Regions from separate parts of the Homo sapiens genome. Here region 2 is linked to region 1. Evidence: read pairs that join two places in POLR2A ChIA-PET (ENCODE). Cell type or tissue: PC-9. All regions are shown on one strand. Each heading gives the region's core, and the rest is flanking DNA. Links, peaks and the distances in the headings are about the cores only.

Region 1 (10,484 bases), core at 715-8,714:
AGCATTAGCAGTGAAACGGATCTGGGCCCAGTGGGATGCCAAATGAGGGAGATTTGTGTCTCTGGTTTTCAGAATACTATGATTTTTGTTTCCTTGGAAGTAAAACAAAAAGATAAATAACAATCATTGTTTGACAATTTTAAGAGTAATTTGTATGTCAGAAGAGAAAAAGGAACCTACTCTATTAGGGCACCAACTAAAAACATGAGGAAAAATTAAAATCTGGTACTTTCTAGAGGATTATTGTAGCCAAGAAATAATGATTTACTCTACTCAAAAAGTTAGGCCTAAAATCTATTATTAAATGTTACGTTTTACCCTTGAAACAATTTTTTAGCTGCATTTTTTATTAAAGAGAATATTATAGGAAGAACAATTTGTGTGCAAATTTAGTTTTAGGCTTATGCTTGCCTGATTATTTGCATAAAATGCAGCAAATAATTGACTTGCCATATAGACTCCTTTAAAGTTGGTTTTGCTGAAATTTACCTAAAAATAAGCTATTTTAGTTTCAGTTTTGGAAAAATAAACAATGTCTCCAATTGTTAAAAAAAAAATTATTGAACTTATGCAGACAACTATATTACATATAGTTATGCAGACAACTATATTACATAAAATTACAATCTGAATTTTGGAGGACTCAGAAAGGTAAATTTGCTTACATAAACATACTTTACCCAAATAACGAAAAAGAAAAAGATTTTTATGACCCCCCTTTAATCAGAGTAGCAGCTTTTAAGACAAGACGTTTGTTTACTTTGGAAATGGTATTTATAAACCAAACAGCTCATAAGAGTTATTAGACGCTATAGAATTTAGCAGCTTTTCCCCATTAGTCCTAGAAAAAATGCTCTCTGCTTATAAGGTAGCAATATTTTATGTAAATCAATTTTATTTCATCATGGAACTTTTTGGGAAACATTATTTCCATCAGTATAGGGGTAGCTTCAGTTAATATTCTGTAGCAAGGGAGTAAATGTCCCATCAAGTAGAAATTCTCTAGCTCAGTCGTTGTTATTGAAAAGTACTCACAGTTTTGCCAACACCTCCATAAATGCTCCACACAAAAGGCTATGCAGTGGAGGATTTACATGAGCAGATGTAAATGTCTTTAGTTTTATAGTACTAGAAAGGGGAAAACATCCCCCAGTTAGATATAGTACCCATTTTCATAAGACATTTAGATAAAAGGGGCTACAATTACCTTATATAAAGCTTGTTAAACATCTTACATTTTATAATTCTATTATCTTGTATGTTTTTATGTTCTGGTCCCAGGAAGCCTTTTTTTACCCCCAGACCATTTTTACCTTTTCTGGTGAAACGGGTTTGGGTTCCCAGCAGGGAGTTGCATCTGTAAGACCTATGAAGGAAAGCAGATTAGATAAGTCTTCTTACACAGACCTGTGATTCTGTGGGATGGGCACCCATGTAAAAGGGCCCTCTTAATCCCCAAATTTACCATGTCCTGGGTAATAGACATATTTGTTGGGAAGATATTCCAGTTATCATAAAGCCTAGTCCAACATGGCTTGCATATGAAACATATCAACTGCTTCATCTGGGGCACTTCACTTGGTATTTTATAGGGAGGGTTGGGCAGTCCCCTTCTCTGGGAAAGACAGATCTTATAATGGATTTATCTGGCCCACAAGGCTGATTGCTTTCTCAGGATAACACCCTGTGCATTTGGATCACATATACTCAGTCATTGTTCATGAATGAGCTGTGGGTCCTGCATTAATCCAAACAAGCTCTAAATTCTATAGCATTTAAAATTAAGAATTTTGCCCTTAAAGTGGTTATTTTTACAATCCAAAATCCACTATAGTAAAGGTTTTTTCTGATTTTTGGGTGTTGTTGTAGTTATTGTTTTTCAAAGCTGAATGAAACCAATTTACAAAATGGAACAATTCCTTTACATTACACCCTTTGGTTTTAAATAGTTACTTGATTTTGCCATTCCCCCATATCAACTATTTTCTTGGTAACCATAGGGCTCAGAGTTTTTTTGCCCTAGATTTCTTTTTTTTTCATTTAGTTTTATCTGTATAATTTCCTTCATTATAAAGCAACTCTTAAATAGTTCCTTAACCAAAACCCTTACATTTTTTTTTTGAAAATTGACATCCATGTGTTTTATAAAATTTTACCCAAAGTGTACTTTATGCTCCTATTATTTTAACTTTTAGTTACCCAAATTTCCATTGGAGGGGGTCACGGAACTGAGGTTTTAACATGACTTTAAGGTATTAAATTACTGGAGAGAGTTTTGAGATTAAATTTACCAAATTTATTTTTACCAAAGATTACCAAGGTCATGTGAATTAAAAGACATCTGAGCTAGTGTTTGCCAATTTGATAAGCATTTACATTTATTAAGCTAATTAATAGTTTTTCATGTAGTTTTTTAATAAAATATCATTTCTACATAACACATATAAAGATAGAGATATAACAGGCATGTAGAAAAAAAGACAGGTCCAAAAGGTATTTTATTTGCCTGTTTTCAAACATTTTCTCACCTACTTTAGATAATTAGTAAAAGTTACAGGAGGCAACAAAATATGAAGGAGAGAGCCATCATTCAAGGCCTTTTCGATATCAATCTGAAGATATCAATCTGAAGAATGTTAAATAAAACAGATTATAGAATACAAAAATTTAAAAATTTTGCATTAAAAGTTAAATATTTGTAATAAAAATCTTGTTTTAACTAATTTTTTAGTTTAGTATTTGTGTATTTTTAATATCAAAGACCCATTTCTAGAAAGACTATTATAATATCTTCTTAATCATAGCCAACTGAGTTATGCAATCCCTCTTAAAAATTCCTTCTTACTGACCTTACTATGACTTACATAGTTCATTCACAACATGTTTATACTGTTTTGTTTAAAATATCCCTTCTTTTTGTATAACTCTGTCATTTTTTTAATCTTAGGACAAAAATTTACCACACAAGATTCTTTCTTATATAAAATTACTTTTCTTTAAGCCTTTTGTTTTTTTTTTTTTTACCAAAAATACCTCTTTATTTTTATAACTTTCTTTATATCTCTCTTATTTACTGATTTATTTTACCTTGTTTCATATATAACACTTAAATAAGCTTTGAATTAGACAAAGATATTGATACAGCTCCAACGAGTAGAGGAACACCTGGGTTCTTGGTCTTGCACCAGTTTGGATAAAAGGGCACAGACACACGTGGAATGGTTTTAAGGAGCAAAAAGTTTAATAGGCAAGAAAGGACGGAAGAAGAAAACAGCTCCCCTGTACAGAAACAAAGGGAGGGTGGATTCGAATAGAGAGAAAAACCTGTGTGGGGTGGAAAAGTGGCTGCTTATATGTGGAGGCTGGAGGAGGTAGTGTTTGATTTGCATAGGGCTCAGGGGATTGGTTTGATCAGGCATGTCATTCATGTAGCCCGTGAAAAAACTGGCCCTCTCACCTTAGCCTTTTAATATGCAAATACAGGGCGCTGTGATGTTCTACACACATGGGGATATGTGGGGGTGGCCATGTTGCCAGGCACATGTGTGAACAAGGAAAAGACAGCGGGAATAGCTATGTTCGGGTGGACCCAGTTTCTAATGACTTGAATTTGCATATCAAAGCTTGCTGGCCTGGCTCTAAGAGCCAGGGCTTTCCTGATAGACAAGAAACATTTCTGGAGCTACTTTAAATGAAACAAAAACTTTCCAAACCCCTTTTCCTATCTGCCTAAAAACACTGTTTTTAACAATATTTTACCATTAGGAACATTAAAAAATGTTTTTCTATAATTCTTAAATTGGAAATTGCCCAGATACTTAATGTCAATTAATAACCTTAGATCCTAAACTAGGACAAGTTAGTTTACAAGCATTTATTCCATTACATTTACCTGATTGAATTTTATACTTTACCTAGATTATTTATTAAAAAACGAGGTCAGGAGATCGAGACCATCCTGGCTAACATGGTGAAACCCTGTCTCTACTAAGAAAAAAATACAAAAAAATTAGCCTGGTGCGGTGGGGGGTCGCCTGTAGTCCCAGCTACTTGAGAGGCTGAGGCAGGAGAATGGCGTGAACCTGGGAGGCAGAGCTTGCAGTGAGCTGAGATCGCGCCACTGCACTCCAGCCTGGACAGAGCAAGACTCCCTCTCAAAAAACAAACAAACAAAAAAAACTGTGATAGCCAATATTTAAAGTTATTTTTCTACTAACCATTTTTGTAGCTGTGAATTTCAGGTATTTACTTAAGTAAAAAAACTTACGGTTGGTTAGTTTTAAGGGTATGAGGGACTAAGTGGCTAAGTTGGCTGGACTTCCTGGGTCAATATGGACTTACCGAAGGGGCTTTCCCATAAGCCAAAATAAGTCATAGCTGCAAGCTAAGGGATTGAAACTTCAACCAATCAAAAAGGACTTTCCCCTAAGCCAAAATGAGTCACAGATGCAAGCTGTGGATTGAAACTTCAACCAATCATACAGGGAGTTTAAGCTCTAGCTGCAGCCTGACGTTTTTAACTAATCAGGCCCGCAAACCCACAAGCGGACTGAAAATAAGCTAATTCTATAGGACAGAAAAAGGAAAAAAGGAAAGGTCATAAGGGGATATAAGCATAAGACACCCAAGCCAGAAACAGCAACCCTTCTAGGTCCCGTTCCAAGTGGAAACTTTACTTTTACTTTCACTTTCGCTTTCGCTTTACTTTCGCTTTCACTTTAATCTTGCCACCGCACACTCGTTGGGTACACGCGTTTCTCCAGTCAAGCTGTAACACTCACCACCGCGGTCCACGGATTCATTCCTTGAAGCCTGTGAGGCCACGATCCCTTCAATTGAGAAAAGACCTTTGATAGGGAGAAGACTTCTCATCTCAGGTATTTATACCAATAATTCAGCATTTAGCTGTTTTCATTTAAGCCAACAATATTTCATAAGCATATACAAGCAAAGATTATTCTGTCTTGGGCTGGGTTTTATAGCTTATAACCCTTATGGCAAATCTTATAGTATTTTGCAGAAATAAACAGGGAACCACTTGATCAATAGATGCAAACAAAATGCTAACATTCTGAAGACATTGCTGATATTATCTTACTAATAATTTTAAAGCCTGCTTATTTAGTAAAGATTTCACTTAAGTCACGTGAACTTGAAAAATCATTTGACTAGTTTTTCTTTTTTTAAAGCCAATTAATTAGAGCTCTTCATATATTTTTAGTAGTGAAAATATTGTGTACACAGACATAAATAAATAGACGTATTTAAGCATGCTGATAGAAGTATTTTATAGATTCATGAAAGACTTCCTTTTCCCACTTATTTTCTATTTTGGAAGTTCTTGATAATATGTTACATCACCCTAGGCAGTTGTCAGCTAAGTAGCCCTAAATTTGCATATTAAAGGAAACAACTCAGGTGAAGATCAGAGAGCAGAATTTACATCATAAGGTATGGGGAGAAAGTCTGGTGTGCTAGAGGGAAATTAAAATAGATTCAATTGCCAATTGAACATAACATTATAGAAGTCTATTATAAAGGTCTTTAAATACATACACACACATACAAACAGAAACTTCCCATAGCTATTACTTCAGTACTTTAGCCATGAGATATATTCAACTTTGCCAGGTTTCAAAAAACACTGTTAGTTCCGAACAGTGGTTTTTATCTCAGTAGAAAAGTAATAGCAGTTTTAAAGCATGCAGGAAAGAAAATAGAGAATGAGAACTTAGAAACTCTATAGTTTCCAGGTCGACCTTAGGACTCTTTGGCCTTAATGTAAACTGTGCACAAAGACCATATTACTTCAAGTAGAGGTGCCATTAAACTTACAGAGTGCTCTAAAGGGGGGTCATTCTCCTGGTTTTCTCTTTATTCTTAGTTAATTCCGAGAGAAAAGCAATTGAGAAGACTCTTTAGAAATGCATCTCTGAACTTGAATTAGGATCCTTAAACAACACCTTCCCAGGAAAAAAAAAAAAAGCTTAGAATAAACCAAGGACTGTCAACCAAAGGGAAGTCCAGGGTTCAAGAGGACTAACCATTTTCACTGGAGGAGAAGCTTGAACTCGGTTGGCCTTCATTGGGCCCCTGCTAGTACCTTAGCTCCCATTTCAAGCAACTCCTCTGGGGTCCTGATTCTTCTCTGAGGCTCCATGTGTTTGGGCGCCAGATTATTCTCGATGAAAAGAGTCAAACTCTGTAAAATATTTGAAGAGATTTATTCAGAGCCAAATATATCCGTGGCCTGTGACACAGCTCTCGGGAGGTCCTTGACAACATTTGCCCAAGGTGGGGGTATAGCTTGGTTTTATATATTTTAGAGAGGCATGAGACATCAATGAAATACATTTAAGAAAACCATTAGTTTTGTTCGGAAAGGCGGGACAACTCAAAGTGGGGGCTTCCAGGCTATAGATCAATTTAAAGACTTTCTGGTTGACAATTGGTTGAGTTTATCTGAAGACCTAGGATCAATGGAAAGGAATGTTTAGGTTAAGGTAAAGAATTGTGGAGACAAAGTTTTATTGTGCAGAGCAGCCTCTCAGATACCAGACTTTAGAGAGAGGGCAGGTTGTAAAATGTTTCTTATCAGACCTAAATGGGTGCCTGGCTCTTAGTTGGTTATCTTCTGGAACTGCAAAGAAAGGAAGGAAAACAAAGGGGAAAGAAGATTCTCTGTAGAATATGGATATTTCCCACAAGATACTTTGCAAGGCAATTTAAAGGTATGGCAAAAGAAAATATTTTGAAGTTAAATATTTTTTTCTTCTGTCATAATGTTATGCTAGAGTTAGATTGAAAAGTAAGTCATGATAGGGTCAAATAAAACCCACCTGATGAGAATTTATGGTTTGCCGGGCATGATTCCGTAGGCCCCTTAGGTAGGAGCTTGGGCAAGATAAAAAATCAGAGTTTAGTCCTCACTATCTATGTCTATCTATGCTTATTTCTGATTTTTAACTCCCTATCCCACCTGCACATTTCTTACATAGCTGAATGTTGGATATTTATGTTATCATTATGTTTTTATGCACATAAACTGGCTCAGACAGGAGTAATATCAAGGTCTGTCAACCATATTTTATTGTTTTGAGTTACCCCAATTAATATCAGTAAAGATACTGATGAAATTCTATGAAAACCCTCCTTTTGTTTGAGACAGAGTCTTGCTCTGTCATCCAGGCTGGAGTACAGTGGTGTGATCTCAGCTCACTGAGGCCCCTACCTCCTGGGTTCAAGTGAGTCTTCTGCCTCAGACTTCCAAGTAGCTGGGATCACAGGTGTATGCCACCACACCTGGCTAGTTTTTATATTTTTAGTAGAGACAGGGTTTCACTATGTTGGCCAGGCTGGTCTTGAATTCCTGACCTCAAGTGATCCATCTGCCTCTGCCTCCCAAAGTGCTGGGGTTACAGGTGTGAGTCACCTCACCAGGACCTATGAAAGCCCTTTTTAAAAAAGTTCTGGAGAACACAGTAAAATTTGTTTTTTGGTTTGTTTTTGTTGTTGTTTCTATTTCATTGAGTTCTCCATTTCCCAGATCCTGTATAGAATATTTCTGTAAAGAGATTTAAGAAGATACTAAAACTCAATCAATTTAGGAAACGTTTCAATAATTTAGTATGAATATAGTGTTTGATAGAATGTAAAATAGAGCAACCTCCCTCATACACATACAAAGACAGTTTTCAATATTTTAAAATACCATGGTCATGTCATCTAGGGTGACAACTCCAGCTACTCAGTGATCCTGAGCCCACTATTCTTTTGAATAGAAGAACTATTTAGTTCAGCAAAATGCATTATGCCGGGCAATATGGTGGCTGTTGGGAATAATGTACTAGACAATGTATCTTTTTAAAGAAAATATTTAGCCTAAAGGTAAATACAAAAATCAAAAGCAAAAGCAGTTATACATATATAAAAACAGAGTAAATGTTGATTACAAGGTATATAATTATATAGCAGTATAAAAAGCAAAAAGAGTTAAGTCAATGCTACATATCTCTAAAGAATTTGCAGAGGAAGTCATGTTTAATAACAGATATGAAGAAGAATTTTAACTTATTTAGACTATATTTGAGTTTATAATATTGCAGACAAGAGAATATAACTCTGGGAGGCCGAGGTGGATGGATCACCTGAGGTCAGGAGTTCGAGACCAGCCTGGCCAACATGGCGAAATCCAGTCTCTACCAAAAATACAAAAATTAGCCGGGCGTGGTGGCAGGCACCTGTAATTTCAGCTACTCAGAAGGCTGAGGCTGGAGAATCACTTGTACCCAGGAAGCAGAGGTTGCAGTGAGCCGAGATTGCAGCATTGCACACCAGCCTGGGTGACAAGAGTGAAACTCTGTCTCAAAAAAAAAAAAAAAAAAGGAAAAAAAAAAGCGGGAATATAACTATGTCTCTGAGTCAGGAGAAAACCTATGTTTGAGAACCTGAATAGAAAAGCATAAGAATTAAGGGGATTGTGGCACATGGTGAGATGTAGTGAGGAGCTAGATGAAGCAAGATGTTTTAGATCATTTTAAGAATAATGGATTTTTTTTCTTAAAAAATAATTGAGAAAGTTTTAAGATGCGACGTGACATTCTATGATTTTCATTTCTAGACATTTTGCAACATGGGTGATCATTTTGAAGGTGTCAAGAATGGGTACTAAAATAGAAAATAAAAAGCTGTTAAAATATTGCAATTGAAGAAAATTGGTAGCCTGGAAGAAGCTAACCTATTTTCAGTCCATTAATATTTTCTTCACATTTTAATATTTGGAAAGGTAATGTTCAGTTTTTTCAGAGACAAAAATCAACCTTTATAAAATGTTTATTTAATGGGTCAGCAAATCTGAAATTGTGAAGCTTTGTTTTATATTTGAAAGATTTAAAGTGATTACAATTAGTTGTCCCTATGAAATTGATTACATGTCTTTCCCTGCAAAAAGCCAATCCACACATAATTATAAAAGAGGTAAAATTACCTTAAATTTAAATAGCAGCTCCTAGAATAATAAAGCTTTACTATAAATGAATTATAATCATAGCATCCATAAAAAAAAATGTGCATCAATTGATCATACAAGCCATTTGCCAGAGTAGTACCACAGAGGTTACTTAGTAGAATGTGGATTTTTGCTACAGCTATGTCATCTACTAACAATTTAAACTCGGGTAGGTAGTATGGTTTGGATCTCTGTCCCTACCCTAATCTCATGTCAAATTGGAGGAGGGAACTGGTGGGAAGTGATTGGATAATAAGGAGGGTTTCCCCCTTGCTGTTCTCATGATAGTGAATGAGTTCTCATGAGATCTGATAATTTAAAAATGTGTGGCATTTTATTCTTCTCTCTCTCTCTCTCTCCTACTCCACCATTGTAAGATGTACTTGATTCCCTTTTACCTTCCTCCATGGTTGTAAGTATCCTGAGGCCTCCTAGCCATGATTTCTGCACAGCCTGCAGAACTATGAGTCAATTAAAGTTCTTTTTTTCATAAATTACCCAGTCTCATGTAGTTATTTATAACAGTGTGAAAAAAAAATTAAGACAGAAAATTGGTACCAGGAGATTGGGACACTGCTATAAAAATACTTGAAAGTATCAACTTCTGAACTGGGTAACAGACAGAGGGTGGAACAGTTTGGAGGGCTCAGAAGAAGACAAGAAGATGTGGGAAAGTTTGGAACTTCTTAAAAATTTGTCGTTTTGTTTTGACCAAAATGCTGATAGTGATATGGACAATAAAGTCCAGGCTGAGATGGTCTCAAATGGAGATGAGGAACTTACTGGGAATAGGAGTAAAGGTGACTCTTGCTATGCTTTAGCAAAGGGACTAGAGACATTTTGTCCCTGACCTAGAGACCTTTAGAACTTTGAACTTGAAAGAGATGATTTTGGGTATCTGGCAGAAGAAATTTCTAAGTAGCAAAGCATTCAAGATGGACCCTGGCTTTTTCTAAATGCATACAGTCATATGCTTGAAGAAAGAGATGGTCTGAAATTGGAACTTACATTTAAAAGGGAAGCAGAGCATAAAAGTTTGGAAAATTTGCAGCAAGGCAATGTGGTAGAAAAGAAAAACCCAATTTTGGGGGAGAAATTAAAGCCTGCTGCAGAAATTTGCATAATTAAAGAGGAGCTGAATGCTAATAGCCAAGATAATAGAGAAAATGTCTCTAGGCCATGTCAGAGAACTTTAGGGCAGCTCATCCTATCACAGGCCTGGAGGCCTAGGAGAGAAAAATGGTTTCTTGGGCCAGACTCAGGGCCTGTTTGCTTTTTGTAGCCTCAGGACATGGCATCTTGTGTCTCAGTCATTTGAGCTCCAGCTGTGGCTAAAAGGGGCCAACATACAGCTCAGGCCATTGCTTCATAGGGTGTAAGAAGCCCCAAGACTTGGTGGCTTCCCCATGGTGTTGGGTATGCAGGTACACAGAAGGCAAGAGTTGAGGTTTGGGAACCTTGACCTAGGTTTCAGAGG
Region 2 (10,484 bases), core at 1,218-9,217, 88 kb before region 1:
ATTGGATGTAGGCATCAATGGCAAAGTATAATAAATGATAAACATTTCCCTGGAAGAAGTAACCTAATTCTACATTAATACTTTTTTTCCTAAGTAAATATTATTTAACTATTACACATCTTTACCAAAAAATTAAATGTTACTTTAATGTCTACTAAATTCCTACATTCATTTATATGGTATTTACAACCTGGTTGCACAGTGATGCATACTTTAATTTATTCAAAATTGTCATTTATATGTCCTGTGCTTTGTTAAATAATCTACTCTACCCTCAATAAAATAATTTCAAACATAGTTTCTCTAATCAGAACTTGGAAAATTGTTTTGATTTTGTTTTCTTTGCTATCTCCACAAATGATTGAAAGAAAATAAAATAACTATGGTATTAAAATGGTAATTTTAAGTAAGCCAAAATACTTTGAATGAAAATAGTCACAATGCTATTATTGTGACTTATACACTTAAAAGAGAGTATAATCTTTGCAAACAAAAGGAAAATATTATTGATAATTGAAATTATATCTGCCAGTAACATTTTTCTTTTGCCCTGATATTATTGTGTTGACTGGTATCCATAGAAAATAAGTGCACCACATATCACTTTTTAAAACAATTTATTAATATTATAAATCTTACATCCATATATTTAATAATATCTACACCAGTGAATGTAATTTTAAAAATTTTTTGTAATGTGATTGCTAAGAAAAATGGAAATAAAATAGCAAATGTTCTCAATAGATATTCATTTGTAATATTTGATTTACAGCTTAAAATGCTCATTGCTACATTATTATTATGAAGACATAAAATAGGATATGGAGTATTTTATTACCTTTAGATAAAAAGCCATTAGATATGAGCTCACAGATGAAGCACAAACATCTGAACATTTGTTAAACATATACACTATTAGTGAACAAAGTAAAAAAGGTAAAAGAATACAACCAAAATTTGTAAAATCAGAAGGAAGAGTTAAAAATTTTCATTTTAAATACTACATTTTGCTAACAATGTTTTATTTCCAATCATTTGTTTTACAAATAATCTTAAACTAACTATGAATTTGAACCTTGTGGCCTAGTTCTAATTATTTTATAATTACAAAGATTTGGTAATTGAGAATGTTTGTTCCTAAAGTTAAGAATGAAGAATAATGTATATGTAGTATCTATACTGTGCATCTCAACCAACAGAACTGCATACAATTAGCATTTCATTTTAAGAAGAATTAAAATTAAATAGTAGAAAGTGCGAGAGAGATATATTAAAGCACTCATTAATTGAAGGGACTTATCGGTGGATTATTTCACACCTGTAAGAATACTAAGAACACATTAACAGTCAGGCTTATGCATTCTACCAATGAAGATACGTGGGGCAGAAAAATAGTAATATAAACAGAGGTAAAATCCAAGTTACACTTTTCAATTTAAATTTTCCTATGAGCAGGTTATTCATAGAAACAGTTCATTGTTATGTGAAATATATTCGTTAGAGGCAATTTGGAACTGTGAAAAAGATTTTCCTCTCAGTTGTTTATTCACTTGAATGAAAAAAATAGAAATCCAATTTTCTTTCAAATATAACTTTATCTCTACCTCAAGAATCAGAACAATGCCAGCAAATTTCAAAATATCATTTACTGGATCTGATCAAAACAGCCATACCTATTTCTTGGCTTACAAAATCATGGTGTTTCTTAAACATTTCTGCATTTATCTAGAAATAATTTCATTATATTGTCTAATATCATAAATAAGTCCTACTGTACTTTGTACTGCATCTTTGGTATATGGCAACATTGTAGAACTTCTTAAAGTTTCTGAACTAGAGCCTATGATGACAAATATCTCCATACATATTCCATCAGCTGAAATTTGGTCATATAACTATGCCTGACTCAGAAAAGCAGTTTCTCTCTGTGATCATAATCAGAGCAAAACAAATTTTGTTAACAGCTACTAATCTGTGCCACAAGCCTTACGTGCATAAATTAGATAAAAAGAAAAATTGAAAAAATAGTTAAGTCCATGTGTTGAGAAATAACAATAGGAGAAACCAAAGTAAAGTAAGGTTAATTTATATGAGAGCTAAAACAAGTGCAATAAGAACTTAAGAAGAATGAGCTTATCAAAAATGTCCAAAATATTGAAACTTCTAAACAATTACATAAAAACATAAACCACTGGTTAGATTGATCAAGAAAAAGAAGTGAAATAACATAGAAATAACTATTATTTGCAGGGTAAATATTTTAGTATTCTAGATTAGTTGTGTAATTCTTAGAAAAAATTATCATAGCAGATGTATTTAAAGTAAGTATAGTCCTAAATGGATGAATAATTGTTATATAAATGAATTTATTAGCAAGATTTACCAACAAAATGCTGAGAATTTTATGAGACTTTTAATAAATCCTGAAGATAAAGAAATAGTTATGTATAAGACTAATAAATATTTTATTTAAAAAACTGGATAATGCTTTAGAAAAAATATAATTTATGAATACAGGTACAAACATTTTAAATATAAGTAAAAGTTACTAAAGTAGTTGAACATCACTGCATCTTTCGGCTGCAGCTGTTCAGTTTGGTACGCAGTTCCATTTTTCACTGGAGATTTTCCTTTCTCTTTTCTACAAACAGCTCTGCCTTAGAATGAATTTTGCCTCTTTTATACTCAATATTTTGTGTACTTGCAATGAGAGGGATTTGGATTATTTTAGTTTTAAATGTCCATATTGCTGATTTAGCTACTTTTCCTAATAAGGGTTGGCTAAGGTTGTTGCTCCATTTCTTAACATAATGACTGCATACATATTGCCTCTTTAGAGCCACATTATTGAAGATCCAGATTGTTTTGTATTTTAATATTTGATATTGAATCTATCCCCATGGATAGACTTATAAGAAATTGGTCTATTTGCATCCCAATTCAGGACCTAGAAAGATAGAACTGGGTTTCATCACTTGTCAGAAATTTCCACTCACAGAAACCATTAAAGGAGTCAGAACCTTACTTTAGTTTCTTGGAATTGTCGCTACTGAGACCCTTCTGGAGTTTGGAACATCAGCTCTGGGAGTCATTACTGTTGAATGACTGATTTCCTGTCTTCTGGTTGAGGGCTGGAAGACAAGTGACCAACAGCAGGTTACTTAGCATCTTTCTTTTTGTTTTTAATCTCTGGAGCTATTATATACACACATCCAAGCCAAGTTTCTTAAAACTGGAAATTATTAATGAGAATCTACCTATAACTACTTGGATCCCAAGTGTTATCAAATTTAGACTGGGGCCTAGCAGGAAGCAAATAACATTTTCCTAAGGACAACTTAGAGAGAGGTGAGAAAAGAATAAGGAAAGCAACAATGGATGTTGAAGCACTCGTGAAATAGCAATATGGGAAGTCTCTACCGCTATAGGCCCCAAGAGACAAAAGGAGAGAGTGAAATTACATTGGCACAGCAATTTCCAGAAACTCAAAAGAAAGATTGCCTAAGAGGTGGCAGAGGAATGTAGCCTGTTCTAGCACTGTCACAAGGCCAGGAAGGAGATAGAACTAAAAAAAGACCTTGCTTTCAATATTCTGCTGTTACCTCCAAGTCCCCAAACCCAACTCTACCAGAGGCTAGTGTATACATAACTGATTTCACAAAGATTCTCATTCAGTGGGCATTGTGCAAGGTAAAGAAGGTAAAGAACAGATCTTGGGATCCAAATGTGATTGACCTGCTTAATTCACAGAATAAATTCGTAGTCATCAGACGATATAGAAGCCAATTTTTGCTGATTAATTTTACAAAGTCTGGAGTTTTTACTTGTTTTATTAACATTACATGTGAATGGTATGACACAGTGCAGTATTGGCAAAATAAAACAAGTAAAGACCAGTAGAATACAATAGAGAGTTCAGAAATAGACCCACACATATGTGGTTAATTGATTTTGGACAAAAGTTCTAAATTAATTTAATCAGGATGGAAAAATCTTGTCAACAAATGTACTAGAACTATTGGTTAGCCAAGTGTAAACACATGAATCTTAACACTAACTTCATACAAAAATTAAATTGAAATGGATTATATACCTCAATATAAAGATCACAAATCTAATGATGCAAAACTTGTAGAAGAAAACATAGGAGAAAATGTTAGTAGCCTTGGGTTGGGCAAAGTTTCTCAAATAAGACACAAAAAGCACAAACCACAACGAGGTATCACTTCACACTTGTTAGAATGGCTACAACAAAGAAGCCTAAAAGATAAGTGTTGGCAAGGATGTGGAGAAAGGAAATCCTTGCATGCTATTATTGGAAATGATAATTAGTGCATCCATTATGGAAAACCGTATGGAAAATCTTCAAAAAATTAAAAGTAGAATTAACATATGATCCAGCAATTTCTCTACTAGGTATATATTCAATGGAAGTGAAGCAATACGTAAAAGAGATATCTGCACTCCCATGGCCATTGCAGAACTATTCACAATAGGTAAGATATGGAATCAACCTAAGTGTCCATCAATAGATGAATGGATAAAGAAAATGTGCTATACATACAAAAGAGAATAGTATTCAGCCTTACAAAAGAAGAAAAATTTGTCATTTGCAACAACATAGATAACCTGCAGGATATTAGGTTGAGCGAAATAAGCCAGACACTGAAAGACACATGCCACATGATCTTGCTTATGTGTGAAACCTAAAAAAGTTGAACTCAGAAGTAGACAGAATGGTGGTTACCAAGGGATAGGGATAGGAGTCGGGGTGGGTGGGGAGATGTTTGTCAAAAAATACAAAATTTCAGTTAGCTGGGAGGAATGAGTTCAAGAGACCTATTGTACTACCTCGTGACCATAATGAATAACAATATATTATAATCCAGAAAATTGCTGAGAGTACATTTTAAGTGTTCTCACACACCAAAAAAGTATGTCAGATAATGTATATGTTAATTAGCTCAATTTAGCCATTTCACAATTTATAGCAATAGTCACCTAATAGAATGGTTCAACTTAAGATGTTTCAACTTTGCAATGCTGTGAAGCCACTCTGTTTTTTACCTTCAATACGGTATTTAAAAAAAAAAAAATTCACAACTTTATTATAAAATAGGATTTGTGGTAGATGACTTTGTCTAACTGTAGGCTAATGTAAGTGTTCTGAGCATGTTTAAGGTAGACTATGCTAAGCTATGATGTTCACTAGGTTAGGTGTATTAAATGCTTTTTCTTTTCTATATATATGTTTTTAGACAGACCCTCACTCTGTCACCCAGGCTGGAGTACAGTGGTGTGATTTTCTCTTGGGGGGGTTCAAGCAATTCTCATGCCTCAGCCTCCCAAGTAGCTGGGATTACAAGCACATGCCACCACACTTGACTCTTTTTTTTCTCTTTTTGTTTTTTTTCGGGGGAGACAGGATTTCACAATGTTGGTCAGGCTGGTCACAAACTCCTGACCTCAAGTGATCTGTCCACCTTGGCCTCCCAAAGTGCTGGTATTACGGGCATAAGCCACTGAGCCCAGCCATCATATCATTTTTATTTGTCAATTAAAAATAAATTTAAAAAGAAAAAAATTCAGAAAAAAGCTCTTATTTTTATTAATTTTTAGTGATTCTTTCATAATGTATATGTTTTTGCATATGCTTTATATTACATAGTATGTTGGTACAACAAACAATAATACAACTATATAATAAGTAAATAAATGCATATCTTGAAAGCACAAAGTATAAAATAATTTGGACTTTGAACAAATCAGTTTTGTTCTCCAAAAGAATTTGGTAAAAACAAAAGACAAATTACACATTGGGAGAAAATATTTGCAAAACAATTACTTGACAAGTGACTTATAAACGGAATATAAAATGAGCTCTTAAAACTCAACAGTAAGAAGATAAACAGCTGCATTAAATAAGGGAGCAAATTATTTGAATAAACATTTCCCCAAAGACATACAAAGATGGCCAGTGAGTGCATAAAAAATGCTCAACTACCTTATACATTAGAGAAATGCAAATTAAAACCACAATGAGATACCACTACAAACCAAGTAGAACAGTAAGAAAGATTGTTATCAAAAGACTAACCTGCCAAGTTTTGTAATGGGGGTCCGTTCCAAGATGGCTGAATAGGAACAGCTCCGGTCTGCAGCTCCCAGTGTGATCGATGCAGAAGATGGGTGATTTCTGCATTTCCAACTGAGGTACCTGGTTCATCTCATTGGGACTGGTCAGACAGTGGATGCAAACCACAGAGAGCAAGCTGAAGCAGGGCGCGGCATCGCCTCACCGAGGAAGCACAAGAGGTTGGGAGATTTCCCTTTCCTAGCAAAAGGAAGCCATGGCAGGCTGTACCGGGAAAATCGGGACACTGCCACCTAAACACTGCTGTTTTCCAACAGTCTTAGCAAATGGAACACCAGGAGATTATATCCCGCACCTGGCTTAGCGGGTCCCACACCCACAGAACCTTGCTCACTGCTAGTCCGAGATCAAACTGCAAGGTGGCAAGCCTGGCTGGGGGAGGGGCATCTGCCATTGCTGAGGCTTGAGTAGGTAAACAAAGCCGCCAGGGAAGCTTGAACTGAGTGGAGCCCACCGTAGCTCAGTGAGGCCCACCGGCCTCTGTAGACTACACCTCTGGGGGCAGGGCATAGCTGAACAAAAGGCAGCATACAACTTCTGTAGATTTAAATGTCCCTGTCTGACAGCTCTGAAGAGAGCAGTGGTTCTCCCAGAACGGTGTTTGAGCTCTGAGAACGGAAAGACTGCCTCCTCAAGTGGGTCCCTGTCCCCCGTGTAGCCTAACTTGGAGATATCTCCCAGTAGAGGCCGACTAACCCCTCATACAGCCAGGTGCCCCTCTGAGATGAAGCTTCCAGAGGAAGGATCAGGCAGCAATATTTGGTGTTCTGCAATATTTGCTGTTCTGCAGCCTCCGCTGGTGATACTCAGGCAAACAGGATCTGGAGTGGACCTCCAGCAAACTACAACAGACCTGCAGCTGAGGGTCTAACTAGAATAAACAGTGTAGAGAAGACCTTAAATGACCTGATGGCGCTGAAAACCATGGCACGAGAACTACATGATGCATGCACAAGCTTCAGTAGCCGATTCGATCATGTGGAAGAAAGGGTATCAGTGATTGAAGATCAAATTAATGAAATGAAGAGGGAAGAGAAGTTTAGATAAAAAAGAGTAAAAAGAAATGAACAAAGCCTCCAAGAAAAATGGGACTATGTGAAAAGACCAAATCTACGTTTGATTGGTGTACCTGAAAGTGATAGGGAGAATGGAACCAAGCTGGAAAACACTCTGCAGGATATTATCCAGGAGAACTTCCCCAACCTAGCAAGGCAAGAAAACATTCAAATTCAAGAAATACAGATATCACCACAAAGATACTCCTAGAGAAGAGCAACCCCAAGACATAAAATTCTCAGATTCACTAAGGTTGAGCTGAAGGAAAAAATGTTAAGGGCAGCCAGAGAGAAAGGTCGGTTACCCACAAAGGGAAGCCCATCAGACTAACAGCAGATCTCTCGGCAGAAACTCTACAAGCCGGAAGAGAGTGGGGGCCAATATTCAACATTCTTAAAGAAAGGAATTTTCAACCCAGAATTTCATATCCAGCCAAACTAAGCTTCATAAGTGAAGGAGAAATAAAATCCTTTACAGACAAGCAAATGCTGAGAGATTTTGTCACTACCAGGCCTGTCTTACAAGAGCTCCTGAAGGAAGCACTAAACATGGAAAGGAAAAATTGGCACCAGCCACTGCAAAAACATGCCAAATTGTAAAGACCATTGATGCGAGGAAGAAACTGTGTCAACTAATGGGCAAAATAACCAGCTAACATCATAATGACAGGATCAAATTCACACATAAGAATATTAACGTTTAATGTAAATGGGCTAAATGCCCCAATTAAAAGACACAGATTGGCAAATTGGATAAAGAGTCAAGATCCATCAGTGTGCTGTATTCAGGAGACCCATCTCACATGCAGAGACACAAATAGGCTCAAAATAAAGGGATGGAGGAAGATATAAAAAGCAAATGGAAAGCAAAAAAAAAAAAAGGGTTTGCAATCCTAGTTTCTAATAAAACAGACTTTAAACCAACAAAGATCAAAAGAGACAAAGAAGGCCATTACATAATGGTAAAGGGATCATTTCAACAAGAAGTGCTGACTATCCTAATTATATATGCATCCAATACAGGAACACCCAGATTCATAAAGCAAGTCCTTAGAGACCTACAAAGAGACTTAGACACCCACGCAATAATAATGGGAGACTTTAATACCCCACTGTCAACATTAGACAAATCACGAGACTGAAAGTTAACAAGGATATCCAGGCCTTCAACTCAGCTCTGCACCAAGTGGACCTAATAGACATCTGCAGAACTCTCCCCCCCAAATCAACAAAATATATATTGTTCTCAGCATCACATCGTACTTATTCCAAAATTGACAACATAGTTGGAAGTAAAGCACTCCTCAGCAAATATAAAAGAAAAGAAGTTATAACAAACTGTCTCTCAGACCACAGTGCAATCAAATTTGAAATCAGGACTAAGAAACTCACTCAAAACCACACAACTACATGGAAACTGAACAACCTGCTCCTGAATGACTACTGGGTAAATAATGAAATGAAGGCACAAATAAAGATGTTCTTTGAAACCAATGAGAACAAAGACACAACATACCAGAATCTCTGCGACACATTTAAAGCAGTGTGTAGAGGGAAATTTATAGCACTAAATGCCCACAAGAGAAAGCAGGAAAGATCTAAAACTGACACCCTAACATCACAATTAAAAGAACAAAAGAAGCAAGAGCAAACAAATTCAAAAGCTAGCAGACAGCAAGAAATAACTAAGATCAGAACAGAACTGAAAGAGATAGAGACACAAAAAACACTTCAAAGAATCAATGAATCCAGGAGCTGGTTTTTTGAAAAGATCAACAAAATTGATAGATCACTAGCAAGACCAATAAAGAAGAGAGAAGAATCAAATAGATATAATAAAAAATGATGAAGGGGATATTACCACTGATCCCATAGAAATTCAAACTACCATCAGAGAACACCATAAATACCTCTATGCAAATAAACTAGAAAATCTAGATGAAATGAGTAAATTCCTGGACACATACACCCTCCCAAGAGTAAACCAGGAAGAAACTGAATCCCTGAATAGACCAATAACAAGCTCTGAAATTGAGGCAATAATTAATAGCCTACCAACCAAAAAAAGTCCAGGACCAGACAGATTCACAGCCAAATTCTACCAGAGGTACAAAGAGGAACTGGTACCATTCCTTCTGAAATTATTCCAACAAATAGAAAAAGAGGGAATCCTCCCTAACTCATTTTATGAGACCAGCATCATCCTGATACCAAAGCCTGACAGAGACACAACAAAAAAAGAGAATTTTAGACCAATATCCCTGATGAACATCTATGCAAAAATCCTCAATAAAATACTGGCAAACCGAATCCAGCAGCACATCAAAAAGCTTATCCACCAAGATCAAGTTGGCTTCATCCCTAGGATGGAAAGCTGGGTCAACATACGCAAATTAATAAACAAAATCCATCACATAAACAGAATCAAAGACAAAAACCACATGATTATCTCAATAGACGCAGAAAAGGCCTTCAAAAAAATTCAACAGCCTTCATGCTAAAAACTCTCAATAAACTAGGTATTGACAGAATGTATCTCAAAATAATAAGAGCTATTTATGACAAACCAACAGCCAGTATCATACTGAATGGGCAAAAACTGGAAGCATTCCCTTTGAAAACTGGCACAAGACAGGGATGCCCTCTCTCACCACCCCTATTCAACAGAGTGTTGGAAGTTCTGGCCAGGAAAATCAGGCAGGAGAAAGAAAGAAAGGGTATTCAATTAGGAAAAGAGAAAGTCAAATTGTCCCTGTTTGCAGATGACATGATTATATATTTAGAAAACCCCATCGTCTCAGCCCAAAATCTCCTTAAGCTGATAGGCACCTTCAGCAAAGTCTTAGGATACAAAATCAATGTGCGAAAATCCCAAGCATTCTTATACACCAATAACAGACAGAGAGCCAAATCATCAGTGAACTCCCATTCACAAGTGCTACAAAGAGAATAAAATACCTAGGAATCCAACTTACAAGGGATGTGAAGGCCCTCTTCAAGGAGAACTACAAACTACTGCTCAACGAAATAAAAGAGGACACAAACAAATGGAAGAACATTCCATGCGCATGGGTAGGAAGAATCAATATTGTGAAAATGGCCATACTGCCCAAGGTAATTTATAGATTCAATGCCATCCCCATCAAGCTACCAATGACTTTCTTCACAGAATTGGAAAAAGCTACTTTAAAGTTCATATGGAACCCAAAAAGAGGCTGCATTGCCAAGACAATCTTACGCCAAAAGAACAAAGCTGGAAGCATCACACTACCTGA

Evidence for each region. Peaks named below come from ENCODE experiments on the same cell type or tissue, not always from the same donor. Only the 100,000 strongest peaks of a DNase experiment are listed, where the experiment ranks them.
Region 2: POLR2A ChIA-PET joins it to region 1 with 11 read pairs; 3 of 35 experiments call an interaction of 5 or more read pairs at or near these places.

Annotation. Positions count from the first base shown.
Region 1 is chr5:25,563,390-25,573,873 of GRCh38, reverse strand. It overlaps LOC124901175 (a long non-coding RNA gene), which reads right to left and starts at 4,050. Exons shown (of 2, transcript XR_007059126.1): 1 at 1,314-4,050. RefSeq lists enhancers at 3,310-3,856, 4,532-5,039, 5,040-5,546, 5,547-6,055. In PC-9, for the core only: no CTCF peak of the experiment used is centred there; no DNase peak of the experiment used is centred there.
Region 2 is chr5:25,651,616-25,662,099 of GRCh38, reverse strand. No RefSeq gene overlaps it. Among named protein-coding and RNA genes, the nearest start is that of LINC02211, 470 kb to the right of the region's middle. In PC-9, for the core only: no CTCF peak of the experiment used is centred there; no DNase peak of the experiment used is centred there.